2 separate regions of the Homo sapiens genome follow, and region 2 is linked to region 1. A link is an interaction called in ENCODE POLR2A ChIA-PET data of the cell type or tissue named here. Cell type or tissue: PC-3. All regions are shown on one strand.

Evidence for each region. Peaks named below come from ENCODE experiments on the same cell type or tissue, not always from the same donor. Only the 100,000 strongest peaks of a DNase experiment are listed, where the experiment ranks them.
Region 2: POLR2A ChIA-PET joins it to region 1 with 5 read pairs; 9 of 35 experiments call an interaction of 5 or more read pairs at or near these places.

The regions. Positions count from the first base shown.
Region 1 is chr20:46,389,906-46,392,405 of GRCh38, reverse strand. The region is part of intron 6 of ELMO2 (engulfment and cell motility 2); the gene reads left to right. LOC124904917 (a long non-coding RNA gene) reads right to left here. Exons shown (of 3, transcript XR_007067614.1): 2 at 1,289-1,658. Among named protein-coding and RNA genes, the nearest start is that of ELMO2, 15 kb to the left of the region's middle. In PC-3, no CTCF peak of the experiment used is centred here; no DNase peak of the experiment used is centred here.
Region 2 is chr20:46,305,757-46,308,256 of GRCh38, reverse strand. It overlaps CDH22 (cadherin 22), which reads left to right. Exons shown (of 12, transcript NM_021248.3): 1 at 1-2. Among named protein-coding and RNA genes, the nearest start is that of CDH22, 1.5 kb to the left of the region's middle. In PC-3, CTCF peaks have their summits at 827 and 1,031 (motif pointing left); no DNase peak of the experiment used is centred here; H3K27me3 peaks cover 2,313 bases.

The DNA of each region.
Region 1 (2,500 bases):
GCCCAGTGAAGGCAAGTGGTAATGGAGATGAAAGGATGGATATGAAGAGTATCTAGGAGGTAAGCTTTATGAGTATGGTGATATGCTAGATGTGGAAGGAAAGGGGAGAATGGAGGATGACCCTGATTTGTGCAAGAGCAGCCCTTAAAGGTCACTAAGGAAGCAACCAGAAGGGTAGAAAGAACACCAAGAAGGTGAAGTGACTGAGGAGCTTTGGGCAGGGAGAGTGTCAGGACTGAGGAGAGTATGGTCTGCAATTTTTAATAAGCAGAGAGATTTAGTAAACTGAGAGCAGAAAAGCTGTCTAATGACTTGGGAGGTTAGAGGACACTGGTGATACTCACAAAAAAGTTATGGTGGGGAGGCCAGGTGGCCACACTGAAGTGGTCAAGTAAAAGAAAGGTAAAACAGTGAGGACTTTGAGTCTACTGCTGTATCAAGAAGCTTGGTTTTAAAAGAAAACACAGAGAAGGTGATAATGCGAAGGGGACGTGGAGTCAAAAAGATGTGCTTTTTAAAAGCAGGTAAAGCATTCATGTGTTTCACAAATCAAAAATTTTCACAGAGATGTAGCAAAAGGTCTCCCCGCAACTCCTGTCCCCATCTGCCCAGTTCCCCACCTTTCTGACCCTTCGTGTTGGTTGTTTCTGTTGCAATTTTTTATGTGCCCTTAAGAATGTGTTCAGATGGAAGAGAGGAAGGTTGAAGGTGCAGGAAAGCAGGTAATCAATAGAACAGGACCTTACTGGACCAGGAGAGGAAGGACTCAAAGCCCAGGTAGAGGGAATCACTTTGACTGCTAGGCCCATGAAGAAGACAGCCAATATGGTTGCACCTTTGGTTACATTTGTAGAAGGGCAGCCAGAAAATTAAGGGCATGATGGCACTTCTTTTCTTGGTGCAGAGAGAGACTGGTTCATCTGAGAGGAGGGGAGGTATGAAGTGATATCAGCCAGCGTTTACTGAATGCCTATATTTTGCTAAATACTTTGTGTAATTAAATCATCTAATCTTTACAGACATCCCATGAGATAGGTACTCTTGATAGCCCCATTCTGTAGGCAAGGAAACTGAGGGTTAGAGAGGTTAAATTACTTGCCACTTGTCACACAGCTAATAAAGTAGCCAAGCCCGCTCTCAGACCCAGGTCTGTCTGACTCTAGGCCCATATTCCTCCCATCATGTTCTTCTGCCTCCCCCTCTTCTCCTGAACTCTTCTCATCTTAAGGACTTCATTCTTCCCTCCTAAGCTCTGGTAATTTAATATGACAGTCTGGGAGTTACTCACTTTTATGGAAGTGCCGACACATTTCACAGACCTCTTGCACAGTGTAGTTGACTTTCCCAGAAGCACATCTCTCTGGAGCGGGAGGCAGCAGCCCAGAAATGCTGTCTCAGGAGGAAAATTGACATTTGGAGTTGGAGGTTTCTAAGTGGGATGCAGACCAGTGCTCTTCAGATTGTTCTATGCTATGACCTTTTCCCGTGGCGCACATTTTCTCCACTGTAGAGATAGCGAGGGCTTCTGTATTGCAGAGAGCACTGTGCTTTGAAGGGCCAGCTTTGTAATAGTAAAAGAGGAGAGGCAAAGGGGAGAGGGCCAGCAGGCCTGACTCCTTGGCGGCAGCAGGAATTGGGCTCCAGTCACTTGCTTAACACTGAGAAAAAGGAAAGAAGACAGGTGTGTTTTTGTTCTTAAGTCTCTTGCTTTCTAGTGGAGAACATTAAATTAACACCCAAAAAACAGAGAATGATGAAACAATAAATTGTGAGGCACTATGTAGTAATGAGCTCAGCGGAAGGAAAGCCCAGTGAATACTAGAGGAGGGATTTTAGCCGCAGCTTGCAGAAAAGGAGGCAGGCATCCTGCTAGGAAAAGTTCATGTGCTAGGAGGAGGTTTTGTCTTCACCAGCCTTCATTTTCAAAAAACAATTGGGAAATTGTTTCTGGCTCCTTGATGTTCTTAAAGTTTCCCCAGAACTGTCACTTTGAGGAACAATCATATGGATTCTAAGAGAAAGTTTTTAAAAAATTGCCAGGCTTTTCACATTTTAGGATTAAAAGGGACCTTAGAGGACATCAGATTAAATTCTTCACCCAATGCAAGAATCCCTTCTACAGCGTCTTTGACAGGTGGTTGTCCAGATTCTCCTTGATTGCTTCTGCTGACAGGGAGCTTAATACCTCAAGAGAAACCTCTTCTGCTGTCTAACAGTTTTATAAATTTTATTTTATTTTATTTTATTTTTTTTGAGATGGAGTCTCACTCTGTTGCCCAGGCTGGAGTGCAGTGGCATGATCTTGGCTCACTGCAGCCTCCACCTCCTGGGTTCAAGCAATTTTCCTGCCTCAGCCTCCTGAGTAGCTGGGATTACAGGCGCATGCCACCATGCCCAGCTAATTTTTGTGTTTTTAGTAGAGACGGGGTTTCATCATGTTGGTCAGGTTGGTCTCGAACTCCTGACCTCGTGATCTGCCCGCCTTGGCCTCCCAAAGTGC
Region 2 (2,500 bases), 84 kb after region 1:
AGGTAAGAGCGCGGGGTGCCGCGGGAGGAGCGGCCGGATCGCCGCCGAGGGGAGGCTGCCCGGCAGGGAGGGAGCCCCCTGGCCGGCGGGAGCGGCCGGGCAGGCGGCGCGGGGGGCGAGCCTCCAGCCGCAGGAGGAGCCGGGGTGCCTGCGCCCGGCCCTGCGCGCCCCCTCCTCTCGGCCGGGAGGGCGGGGAGGGAGTTTCCCACGTCCAAACTTTCCCCGGCGCGGAGCCGAGCCGCCTCTCGGCCCGAAGCCCGCAGCTCCCACCCGTCCCCACAACCTCGTCCGCCGCGCGCCCGGGAGCCTCCGGGACCCCCGCGGGCCGAGGGGTGGCAGCGCCAGGGGCCGAGCCGGCGCGCCAAAAGGGGCTGGGAAGGTGGCGCACAGCCCTGACGCGAGGGCTGGGACCCAGGCGTTCCCGGTCCCCCAACCCTGCTAGCGGGGCTCGGCTCCCCGGCCCCTCCCAGAGGCGGGGTCCGGGGCCGGGAAAATACCGCACGGCGCGAGCGTGTGCGCGCGGTGTGTGTGTGCGAGGTCGTGCCGCGTCCGGGGACACCCGGAGGCTGACTCCAGCCGCGGCGACACGCACGGTTCTGGTCCCCTCTGAGCCGGGGAGGCGGCCCACAGGGACCCCTGCCGGCCCCACCGGCGCGACCCCCCCTGCCCTATGGCCGTCGGGCGGGCTGGCGGTGAGCGAGAGCCAGCGCTGCTCTCTTCCTTAGGACCCGACTCCGGAGACACCGTCCCCGCTGGGGAAGAAGGACGGGGCCCCCGACAGCCTAACGTCCAAAGAGAGCGCCACTTAGGGCTAACCCTCGGGGGCCGCGGCGTTTACTGTGAAGAGTGGACTGCGTGGGCGCGCGGGGTGCCGGGCAGCCCTGGGTGGGCACAGTGTGGACCCGTCTCGCTCGCGCCTCCCCGCTGCCTCTTCTCTGGCAACGTCGGGCCCTGTCCCAGGCGGGGCTGCAGAGGGTAGGGCTGATCCAGGATCCCCCGAGGTCTCCCCGAGGTGCAGGGCACCCCCTTGTGGCGGGCAGAGAAGCTGCTGTTTGAAGCTGCTCAGGTCTTCCGAGGTGCTCGCTCCTTGGAACCTCTTCTCTCCAAACCCTTCGGGCGTCGCCAGGGTTGCGCATGCCAGCTTCTTTTTCCGTGGGGCTGATTCCAGCACTCCCCAGGTTTCTGGGGCTGGCCGAGGTGCCCCCAGCACAGGCAGCGGCTCATTTGAGGGCTTTGGCTGTTGCCAGCTCTCTCTCCCTCTCCACCCAGGTTCAGGATCTCATCCTCTTCTCCCACTGGTCAGCGCCAATACCCTATATCAGCATCACCACTGCCCTAGGGCCCAAAGGCTCCTCCCTAACCACCGCGACTCTCTGTCCTTCATTTGTATCCCGTATATGTGTCCATCAGTGCCCACTCCGTCCCCCTCAGTTGCCCCTAGTCTACAGCCCTTGTTGAAACTTGGCCTCTACACCCATAGTGACATCCTTTGGTCTTTGCCCACCAATGACCATTTCCTCGTCCCCCCCAACCCCGACCCATCTTCTATCCTGTCTGCCTCAGTTTTTCTGTAGCACTCAACTGTTCCCTGCCCCAGCCATTTCTCTACTTCACCCTTATTTCCCTCCTTGTCCCAGTGTCTGGGACACTCCTCTTCCATTCCTCCTGGAAGGGAAGGGCATTGCCAACATTTAAACACTGCTTCCTGGAGATGTCTGTGTGCCCTTCCCGGTCCACCACTGCCAGTGCCTCGGGGGCAGGTACTTTATAAAGCCAGCCAGGTCTCTCTCAGCTAAGGGGCACCTGTACCTCTTGGGTGGCCCCATCAGGGGACCCCTGGAGACAACCCCTTTCCCTATTCCTAACTGTGAGCAGCACATTGGAGACCACCTGGGCTGCCCTCTTTTCCATTTTCAAGGATTGGCAACAGCAGCCCGAGGTCACATGGTAAGCTATACCCAGAGCCGGAATAGGAACCCAGGCATCTTGACATCCAGGCCTCACCAACGCTGCTTATGTGTTGGGTAGGCCTGGGGCAAAACAGAGCCGTTTCTTGGCTTCACGCTGCAGGCAGGACAAGAAGACACTTGCTCTAAATTCAGCATGAGGTGTTCAAGTTAGACCCCCAGTGCTCCCAGGCCAGTGCCGGAGGAAAGCTGTTGAATGCCTTTAGCAGAGACGCCGAGTAGCAGAAGCAGAGGACAAAGTTTGGCCCCTAAAAGTGTGTTGTGACCTCCGGGTGAGTCACAGCCTTTCTGTCAAAAGGGTGGCTGTGATCTCTGGATGTTTCTGGTCGTGCTCTGGAATAATCATACCTAGAGGTTGGAACCCCCAAAGCCCCTGCTGCTTCCCCAGGCACTGGTCTTTCTGAGAGCTTTGCAGGAGCGCTGCATTCTGAAGTTGTCTGACAGGGGGCCGGGCCATAGCTAAGGCAGGGAGCCCAGGAGGGCCCGTCTCCTCCCGAGTTGGCAAAGTTCGGAGCAGCCAGTTTATTTACCAC